2 separate regions of the Homo sapiens genome follow, and region 1 is linked to region 2. A link is a contact called in ENCODE Hi-C or POLR2A ChIA-PET data. All regions are on one chromosome and are shown on one strand. The core of a region is the stretch at or near the end of the contact, and the rest is flanking DNA. Distances in the headings are between cores, read along the strand shown.

The links. Hi-C counts contacts between places; a loop is a spot of excess contacts on that map. ChIA-PET counts read pairs that join two places held with the same protein, here RNA polymerase II (POLR2A). Pooled maps may share reads with other maps.
Region 1: a pooled map shows a loop between it and region 2 (21-fold over the local background). The contact joins the promoter of MASTL here to the promoter of MLLT10 in region 2. A Hi-C loop is called at or near these places in 1 of 37 single-sample maps with no recorded cell type and 10 of 50 pooled maps. POLR2A ChIA-PET finds 5 or more read pairs at or near these places in 1 of 52 experiments (activated B cell).

The regions. Positions count from the first base shown.
Region 1 is chr10:27,151,822-27,157,319 of GRCh38, forward strand. MASTL (microtubule associated serine/threonine kinase like) reads left to right here and starts at 3,531. Exons shown (of 12, transcript NM_001172303.3): 1 at 3,531-3,791. The coding sequence starts at 3,606. It overlaps YME1L1 (YME1 like 1 ATPase), which reads right to left and starts at 2,563. Exons shown (of 19, transcript NM_014263.4): 1 at 2,357-2,563. The coding sequence starts at 2,389. RefSeq lists enhancers at 3,293-3,352, 3,973-4,222 and silencers at 3,413-3,622, 3,420-3,618.
Region 2 is chr10:21,531,403-21,536,484 of GRCh38, forward strand. MLLT10 (MLLT10 histone lysine methyltransferase DOT1L cofactor) reads left to right here and starts at 2,830. Exons shown (of 23, transcript NM_001195626.3): 1 at 2,830-3,118; 2 at 3,243-3,402. The coding sequence starts at 3,243. RefSeq lists enhancers at 2,399-3,112, 3,828-4,540, 4,804-5,082 and silencers at 2,478-3,007, 3,018-3,087, 3,198-3,537, 3,678-3,767.

The DNA of each region.
Region 1 (5,498 bases), core at 2,281-4,780, 5.6 Mb after region 2:
AGTGAGCGGAGATCGCGCCACTGCACTCCAGCCTGGGCGACAGAGCGAGACTCCATCTTAAAAAAAAAAAAAAATTAAAATAAAAAAAAGTATGCATACCCGTGTTTGTTTATAGAAAAAAATGTGTGAAAGAATTTAGTCTAAGATACGTATCCCTGAGTAATGAGATTATGGGCGATCTTATTTATACTTTCAGCATTTTTAGCAAAAAAACATGGATTTGTTTTAAGGCTAGTCAAGTGAAGCAATGTATCATTTTTAGAGTCAGAAAGAAACAGTAAGTTCCTTACAGCCTGGGGGCAGTAAAAAGAAAAAAAAATAAACAGTAACTTCTTTTGAAACTTTAAAAATAATCAAATCATTTCAAGATACATATTTTCTACCTCTTTGAAAAGATTTATTTGAATTAGTTATATCTCTTTTATTTGAATTAGTTATATCTCTTTTCTTTCACAAAAGGATTTAGAGTTGAGCTCTTCTCAATGAAAAAGTTCATTTTCTGTGTCTTCCTTTTTACCATTTAATTTCAAGTGTATTCAACCAATTAAGCAACAAGGAATTCCAAATGTGTTACCATCCTTCAAAGCAAGAAATGCCTGAGAGTCCTCACTATATTTGAGCCCTGTTAAGACTGCCTAGGGTACATAAAAATCCCTTTATCATCTCTACCAACATCACATACTACTAACTGTCCATTCAGTTGATGGTAAATTCTCCTAAAATCAGGCCTCTTGATGTGAACTAAGGCAAAGAGTTGAGTTTCAAAAACTTCAATACCATATTCAATAGGCCATGTCAGACTTCTTTTTCAAACAATTACTAGGACTTCTCCAGACACTGTCATCTTGGTAAATAGCACCTTCAATGCATTCATCTGATCAAACCCAGAAACACCTCTCCCCATCATCTCTCTGATCTCTCATGCAATTCCACTTTCTTCAAAATATATCTCATTCTCTTCTTTCCATAACCACTGCAACAGCTTTAATTGGGGGGTGGGTGGGTATTTTTAGCTGATAACATCTTCCACTCTTGCCCTCTCCTATTCTCCATATAGCAAAAGCCAGTCATCTCTTAAAAATGAAAATCTAATCATGTTTTAAAACTTTCAATGGTTCCCAATACACTTAAAATGAAATCAGCCATAATATATCCTTTACTCCCTGTATGATCTGCCTCAAGTCTTTTCTCCAACCTCTTCTGTCACTACCCCCTTTAACTACTATGTTCTAGCCACACTAGCCTTATTTTTGTTCCTTCAACCTGCTAAACCCTTTCCTAACTCAGGACCTCCAGGTATTTTTCTGTATGCCTGTGATACCTGTTCACTCTTCACCTTGCTAAGTCCTACTCATATTTACTTCATATCAATATTAAGAGAAGATTCCACATTTGCTTTGCTCACCTGGTACATAACTGATGCCCAATAACAAGCAGCTGCTTCAGTTTGTTAGCCAGTACTAGCACAAAAAATTAAAAATTCTTAAAATGAGGGGGAGTAAAAGTTACACAAAGGAACACAATCATATGCTTAAATCAAGAACCTAAGAGTGTCGATTTTCTTAAAAATTATGTTTTAAAAAAACTCAATGTTTTAAAAACTATTTCTTTGCAAAACTGTAGGAACTCTCAAAAAATCTATTAAAATGTTACCATCAAAAAAAGAGACTGGAATGAAGCAAGAATAAAACATTGTCACAAGTGATTGCCCAAGAGCGTAATGAAAACCCTTGAAATCATTTTTCTCTTCACTACCTTTTGTTTTACAAAACGATGAGGATGAGGCTGAATCAAAATTTTAACTGCAAACAGTTTACGACTCGGAAATACACATTTTAGTTACTTCTGGTCAAAATGAGAAAAAAACTTGCATGGCTGGCCATCCGAAATATTATACCATGTTTGGGTTAAATTTAAATTCCATTTAAAAGGAAATAAAGAGCAGGGGATAGGGGCTGTGAACACTAAAGCCACTGGAAAGTCGGAAAAAAGGGAACATTACCTGCTCCCTTTAATGTATGGTACAGACATTTTCCCACCCCAGAACGCCGGACACTGAACAATGCCGGACGGATTCTCTAGCAGAAATTCCACGCAATCAGTTCGATAAGCCAGGGTCTCTCTCTATCACTGAGCTCACATCCCGCCTCTGCCCTCAACAGCTTCATCGTCAGCACTGAAGTCTCCGGCCCACTCTCAGCGTCGTCCCCTGATCCACTCCTCAATCCTGGGATTCGCATTGAGTACATCACTTCATTTCTAGAGTCCCTTCTGAGAAATCGCTTCCACGAGCGCAATTTGCAAACAGCCACGGGCAGGGCGGGAGGAAAAAAAATGGGCTGAATGCCTGGCTTACCTGGGGTTGCACCGTGCTCGACAAGGAAAACATCTCCGGCGGGCCCTCAGCGACCTCACCCGCCTGCCGAAACTGTGCCCCTCTGTCCACGGCCCGGCGGGGAGGCGCTGAGCCCTTCTTTTTTCCTTTTTCTCCGACCCGTTGCCCCTCACTCCTCCCAGAAACGGAAAATGGCCTCCCCTTCCTACAGCTACTGCAACGACAGACAATCCGCCCCGGAAGGCGAGGCGCTAACTCAACAGTACTTCCGGGGCAAGTGAGCGCCCACAAGGCCAAGTGCCTGCGCGTTCTTTCCCGCGGAAGTAGTTGACATTTACAAGGAGCAGCGCCCCCAAAGGTCTTTAGCTGTTTTTTAAGGGGAGAACAGCCTTTACCCTCTTTGGACTTTTTCTTCGTTTTTTTTTTTTTTGGAGACGGAGTTTCGTTCTTTCGCCCAGGCTGGCGTACAGTGGCGCGATCTCGGCTCACTGCAACCTCTGCTCCCCGGGTTCAAGCGATTCTCCTGCCTCAGCCTCCCGAGTAGCTGGGATTACAGGTGCCCGCCACCACGCCCGGCTGATTTCCTCTTAAGACTTTCTACAGCTTCCTTATGAAATCTTCTGACTGGGCCTTGAGCAATAAGGTCTTTTGCTACAATTTAGTGCTCTTTTCCTCACACTAAATCGAAAACTCTCCCTGTTGGTCCTGATCTGTTTCAGTCAGGCAAATTACATCCTGGGAAAACGTCAGATGACAGGGGAGGCCACTCGCTTCCTGCTCATCCAGTTTCGACACTTTCTGTGCTTTCATTAGCTTCCAGACCTCAGCCCTGGCCCTCGCTTTACTGTACAGTCAGAACTGGTTTCTACGCCTCGCGAGGGTGGGAGGTCGTGTATGGGAGGAGGACCGCTTCCCACCAGCCTCGTTGGGAAGCCAGGAGAAATCTCTTCAAATCCTGCGATTCAGAGTCAAGTCCCAGTCGTCCTTTTTCTGGTCGGCCCAGAACTGTTTGTGCCTCCTCCCTCATGAGGAATGATGTCAGTGGGGCCGCGGTCGCCGCCCACGAAGAGTGTAAGGCTGCGAAGTCGGGGCTTTCCCGACGCCCCCTCCGTCCGCGTCTGCGTAGGGGAGGTGACGAGGGCGGGGCGCGGCGGCGGGGTGACGTCACGGCCGCGCGCGGCGTGGGCGGAGCCTCACTTTGAACCCAGTTGGCGGGAGTGGCTGCTCGCGGAGGGGCAGTGTCTGCGGGGCCGCTGTATGCTGTCCAGCGATGGATCCCACCGCGGGAAGCAAGAAGGAGCCTGGAGGAGGCGCGGCGACTGAGGAGGGCGTGAATAGGATCGCAGTGCCAAAACCGCCCTCCATTGAGGAATTCAGCATAGTGAAGCCCATTAGCCGGGGCGCCTTCGGGAAAGTGTATCTGGGGCAGAAAGGCGGCAAATTGTATGCAGTAAAGGTAGGAAGTCAACGAGTAGCAAGGAAGGGGTTAGGCCCTTCGGCCCTCCTTCCTGCCCCACCGGCTTGGGCAGGCCCCGGGGTTGCTGGAGCGAGGAGTCTGGGTGGCCTGGCTTGCTGAAGCCTCCAGAGCCCTGCGAGCTGACTTCTTTTTGGGGCGACATCAGCGGTCGGGTCGGGTGTCTCGCCTCTGTTCCGCCCTTCCCTCCATATCTCAGATGCCCAGTGAGAACAGCAAAGTTTGACTCTCTTCTCCCTGCCCAGCGTTAGCAAATGAGGAAACTGAGGCCAAAGGCAAAGGGACTTGACCGAGGTGATTACATCGGTCTTAGTACAACAGGCACTTAAAGCCAAAGCCGTGATTCGTAGTCTCACCCTGGCTTGAGTTAGGTTTCTTTTTTATTTTTTTTTGAGGCGGAGTCTTGCTCTGTTTCCCAGGCTGGAGTGCAGTGGCGCAATCTCGACTCACTGCAAGCTCCGCCCCCCGGGTTCACGCCATTCCCCTGCCTCGGCCTCCCGACGAGCTGGGACTACAAGCGCCCGTCACCACGCCCGGCTGATTTTTTGTATTTTTAGTAGAGACGGGGTTTCTTTAGTAGAGACGGGGTTTCACCGTGTTAGCCAGGATGGTCTCGATTCCCTGACCTCGTATTCCGCCCGCCTCGGCCTCCCAAAGTGCTGGGATTACTGGCGTGAGCCACCGCGCCCGGCGAGTTAGGTTTCTAAATCCAAAAGGTTTTTAGTAATTAGTGGTTTTGTTTACCTTGTTTGCTTTGACGTGCAGAATCGTCGAAATTTTTCTACCACAGAAGAGTGATTAATCTGTAGGCACTGATAACTTTTTAAGTTTTATTCTTAACCAGAAGAAAGATTACTATTTTCTGAGAAGTCTTTAATAATTTTTTTTTAAGACAGTCTTTCTCTGTCGCCCAGGCTGGAGTGCTGTGGTGCAGTCTCGGCTCCCTGCAGCCTCTGCCTCCTGGGTTCAAGCGATTCTCCTGTCTCAGCCTCCCGAGTAGCTGGGATTACAGGCGCGCGCCACCATGCCTGGCTGATTTGTGTAGTTTTTTTTTTAGCCGAGATTGAATTTAGCCAGGTTGTTTTGGTTATGTTGGCCAGGCTGGTCTGGAGCTCCTGACCTCAGGTGACCCGCCCACATCGGCCTCCCAGAGTGCTGGGATTACAGGTGTGAGCCACCGCGCCCTGCCCTGCTATGAATTTTTTTTTTTTTTTTTTTGAGATAGAGTTTCACAGTGACGTGATCTCAGCTCACTGCAACCTCCACTTCCCGGGTTCAAGCGAGTCTCCTGCCTCAGCCTCCCGAGTAGTTGGGATTCCCGCCACCACACCGGGCTAATTTTTTGTATTTTTAGTAGAGACGGGGTTTCACCATTTTGGGCAGGCTGGTCTCAAACTCCTGAGCTCAGGTGATCTGCCCGCCTCAGCCTCCCAAAGTGCTGGGATTACAGGGGTGAGCCACCGTGCCTGGCCTTATGCTGGTTCCTTTTTAAGTGCTTTTCTTCTACCCTTTTGTGCTCTTCTCCACCTGTCTTATTCATGTATTAAGATTCATCTTAGCTCCCCTTCACACCTTCCCTAATCTTTCAGAATTGGAAGATCTGATTGAATTGGTTACTTTATATGTTCCTGAGATTTTTACTTTTCCTTCTACAGTACTTAGTCATGATCAGTTGAAATGAAAACACCA
Region 2 (5,082 bases), core at 1,580-4,079:
GCTGTTATGTGAAGCAATGTTTAGAGACAACAGGGTTTCATTTTATTCTAGAGGTACTACATACACTTTTTTGAAGGATATTTTGAGAATATAAAATAAAAATTTAGGGTAACATTTTACAGTTGAAATTGTTCTTTTTCACAAAGTTATTTTATAACTCCTATGGTAATTTATTTTTATATTGCTATGTATTTTAAAAAGCATACTTGAACTTTAACAATTCTGCCAATGTAATTACAAGTTTTATCCATTTTGAGGTAGGAAAATTAGCATATTCAGCCAATTGTTACATATATGACTATATATATATATATATATATATATATATATATATGTCTCACAAAGGACAAATACAACTTTCTCACTGCTATATTCCCCATATCCAAAACAGTCCCCAGTACACAGTAAATGTTGAATAAATATTTACTGAATGAATAATTAATTGTGTATTTGAACTGTTTTACTGTTTTATACTGTCTGCTTTTCTTCCTTTTCACTTAACATTTTATAGAAATATACAAAATATTATACTTCAGATATACAAGAAAAAGTTTGATATCTGGTACAAGTTAAAATGAAAATGAGTTATTTACACTCATGTTTTTTCTTATAATTTTCATACTCAACATATGTTAAAATCAGTTTTAAATAATTTGAATTATATTTTGTGAACACTTATGTATACATCTTTAACAAAATTTGTTTCAGATACTATTGTTTATATACAGGCTGTTATGAAATAATACATTTTCCCTATTTTTAAAAATTTCTGAAACCTCTTACAAATGATACATTTTTTTTGTTTTGTTTAGGAAATAGCAAGTGTTTACTTACATTTGTTTTAAGTGTTAAAGAATAGGGCAAGGTACCCATCCTTCTTTACATACAAATTAATTCCTTCACAAGAACTAAGCTCCAATGCATTAAAAATAAAACAAATGTGTTTTTAAATAATTTAATGCATTAAGGCTTGGCTGCAGTGTTTGGGAGGGGAAGTTTCACACTGATTTTTAACTCAGAATTGCTCTATAGTAAGAGTCTGAACAGGACTTGGATATTGAGCTGGTATCCTTTGTATAAGGGTGAAGATAAAATATATGGTTAAGATACACAAGACAGTATAGTTTTGTTTGAAGCCCGTTTTAGTTTCATAAATTTTTAAGGTAGTTAAAAAATATAATTATTATATATCCAGAAATGTATTAATTGTTGTCACATCCCAAAAAAGAATTCATATTATGTAGTCTTGTAGTCACCTTTTCTAAATGCACTATGTGAATTCTCATTGTTTTAGTGTATATTTTAATTGCCATTACTTTGTATATCTCAGCTTTTAAAACATCTGAATTTGCTATATATGCTCTCATTGTGCTGTATACCTATTATCACTCTTACACAGATTTCTAGCAATTAATTTGAAATAGAAAAACAGCCATGATACCTTTTCTAACCCCCCTTTATCAGAAGAACATTTAGAAGGCTTTTAAAGCCCAAACCATTATATTATCTTTTGGCGACCGACTAGGAGAACTTGGGTTCTCTATGCTTTAGCACTGTGAAAGTGCATCTTCCAGATCAGCACATTTATAATGCGAATTGCTGATAAAGAACCATTTTGTACCTGCAAGGTATTAATCAAAAGTCATGAATTCGCCTTTTAACTGGGCTTGTCATTTAAACAATCTATGCATAATTCTGATTTCATGCGAAACTTTTCTAATTAGACATTTTTTGCTTAAACATCAATATTGGGCTTTACGGATGCATAAGGAATAGGCAGACAGTGGAAGATTTTAGTTTAAAAGTGCTCAGCATCCAGCTAATTAATCTATGCAGATAGGCCTAATCCATTTTCCATTTGTTTGTGAGGTGGGAGCTCTCATCTTTCTGCCACTTTTAAATGACCTCACATTTCCAAGTATAAATTTGGAGAAAAGACCCGGATCAGAGGAATCCTCCATCAAAACTGGACGCCACTGTCTGATGGCGTTAATTATGTTTTAGCGACTGACTAGGAGGGCTAGAGTTCCTTCTTCCTTTTGGTGTAATACAACTGCATTTTCCGGATCATCGTATTATATTGCTAATTCCGGATAAACCACCATTTGTCCTGCACACCGAGCTGAGGGGCGCCTTGGCGTTCCCTCTCCGAGTGCAGCCCTAACACAGGCTTTTGACCTTCAGCCTGGAATACACTTTCGTTTGTCATTGGGGCCCACGTAGTGCGAAAATGGGCGGCAGATTTGGTAGGACTTCCAGCGGGTGAACTTTGGGAAGAGTCCAGGACGTGAATTTAATGGGTGGAGTGGCTGCGGCAGCACTGTGAAGTTAGCGCGGCCAACTGCAGGAAGCCATGCTTCATTACACCCTTCATGGAAGCTGGCACACTCGCCCCACCCTCGTTTTCCACGGGCCAGTCTTGGAGGAAAAGGCCAGCAGGTAGGTTCCCAGGGCACGGAGATGATGCCCCCGGGGACTCCCCTCTGGCGATTCTGAGAAAACCCCTTCCCAGCCCTGGGCGTCCACCTCCCCCGCCACCTCCCAGGCCTCTTCCCGACGCTCACACGCGGCCCGCGCCACCAGCGCTGCAGAGGGCGGCCCTAACGTCCCCGCCCCCGCGTGCGCGCCCCCGCGCCCGTTCATTCCGGCCTCCGCGCGCCGCCGGCTCCCCTCGCGCCCACCCCCAGCACACCTCGGCGGCGGCGAGCGGCGCGGGGGAGGGGGACGGGGCCCCGGAGGTAGGCCGGGGGCAGCCAACAGGCCGCGGCAGCGCGCACGCAGGGCTAGCCTCGCCCAGGCCTCCTCCCTCACGCCGGCCGCAGGACGGGCGCGCACGCCAAGTGACGCTCCGAGGAGGAAGCGCAGCCCCCTTCCCCTCCCTCGCTGCCCCTGGCCCAGCGGGAGCCCCCCCTCCCCCCAGTGCGCCTGTGCGGAGGCCCTCTTGATTATGTGTGCCCTCTCCGGGCGCCCGCGTTAGCGGCCGGGTGGAGGTGGGGAGGGAAGACGCTGAGGAGGAGGAGGAGGCGGAGGAGGCGGTGGAGGGGAGGTGGGGGGAATCAGCAAGGACATGGCTCCTGACTCCTGTGCGGAACGTGAGTGACTGAGCGGCAAAGCCCGAGTGAGCGAGCGGTGGGCTGCCGGGCCGGGCGGGGGGCGCCGGGGCGGGCTCGGGGGGCTGTGTGGGGGGGAAGCACTAATCGGCTTGCATGTGTTTTTTAATGGTCCCCCCAACTCCCTCTTAGATGGTCTCTAGCGACCGGCCCGTGTCACTGGAGGACGAGGTCTCCCATAGTATGAAGGAGATGATTGGAGGCTGTTGCGTTTGCTCAGACGAGAGAGGCTGGGCCGAGAACCCGCTGGTTTATTGCGACGGGCACGGCTGCAGCGTCGCGGTGCATCAAGGTAAACACCCAACCGCCCGCCGGGGCGCGCCGGCCTGCGCCCAACGGTCACCGCCGCCCCCACCTGGGCCGCAACCGCCGGCGCCCCCGCCCCGTGCCGCGGCCGCGGGAGGGACGCGGAGGGTCCGCGGCGGGGCGCGGGGGGTGTGGGCCGCGCATGTGGGAGAAAGTGCGTGTGGCCCGGACTGTCATGTGATTCCGCTCTCACTCTCTCAAGTGTCATTCGGCCGCCGCCTGCGCCTGGGGCCGGGGTCTGCTGACTCGGCGGGGCGGGGCGGGGCAGGGCGGCGGCCGCGCCCTCGAGATCTGGGCCGGGGTGGGGGCGGGGGCGGGGGCGGGGGCGGTGCGCGCCCTTCCCGGGGTTCCCGGGGCCACGGGGGTGGGTTTGGGAGAGTGGAGCGCCCTCTTCTCCCCTGGCCTGCAGCCGCCTGTCTGCCGCAGTGTTTGGAGACTTCCTGTGGCGTGGAGACGGGCTCGGGAACGCGGCGCCAGTGTGGGGAGGCTGGGGGTCGCCTTGCCTCTTTAGATGGGGAGGGATGCGGGGCCCGTTGCACCCCGAGCCAGAAGGCTCGGGCCCTGCCGCCGCCGCCCGGTAGCTGTCTGCGGAGGAGATGGCGGAGTCCGTTGCTGACCATGCGGGAGTGGCGGGGCTGCTGCAGCGCCTGTGGGGTGGCCGCGGCAGGCCACCACCAGCCTAGGTGGCTGAAGAGGTGGCGGTGCCAAGTCACTTTTGGGGAGCCTCTTAGTTTATTTCTGGTTGTTAACAATTGATGAGGTTTTTGGATATACAAGAAGGCCGAGGACACTAGTAAGATACTTTTCTGGCCTTTGAAGTGGCCGACTTTTCCCCATTTCACGTGGTAAGGAATCCAGGACAAAACAGTCTATATTCTTTTTTGGTGGCTCCATGTCCCTTCGCATTTCTGAATCTGGCATTAAGCGATGCATATGTTTTTAGTAGTCTGTTGGAAAGGACTACCACCAAAAGGGAGACGAAAATTTGAACATCTGCTAAAGTGCATTTTGTAGAGAAACGAATGTCACACTTGGAAAGGGAGACTTTAGAAGCAGTGGTGATGATTCTGAGGTAGTGTACTTACTCTGAGAATGCTGTTTATTCCCAGACTTTTATTTTTTTACTTTTTATTTTGTTGAGACGGAGTCTTGCTCTGTCACCCAGGCTGTAGTGCAGTGGTGCCATCTCAGCTTACTGCAACCTCTGCCTCCTGGGTTCAAGCGATTGATTCTCCTGCCTCAGCTTCTTGAGTAGCTGGGATAACAAGCACACCCTAGCACACCGGCTAATTTGTATTTTTTAGTAGAGACGGGGTTTCGCCATGTTGGCCAGGCTGGTCTCAAATTCCTGACCTCAGGTGATCCTCTTGCCTCGGCCTCCCAAAGTGCTGGGATTACCGGCGTCAGCCACTGCGCCTGGCCCTAGACTTTTAAAGAAGAGCCAAGTTGCATGTCTTGCTTTTTTAGGGAGTGAATACAATGCGTGTCAAACCAGATACTGATTTTAAGGTCATCCCATGTTCATTGGCATTTTGAAGGCCAATGAATTTCTTATGAATTGGAATTTCTTATGAATTGGATGATAAACTATCAAAATTTGATAATTTCTATGTCCCAATATAGAAAATTTTTATTCAAATCTTAAATTTTCCTTCCTAGAAGTACA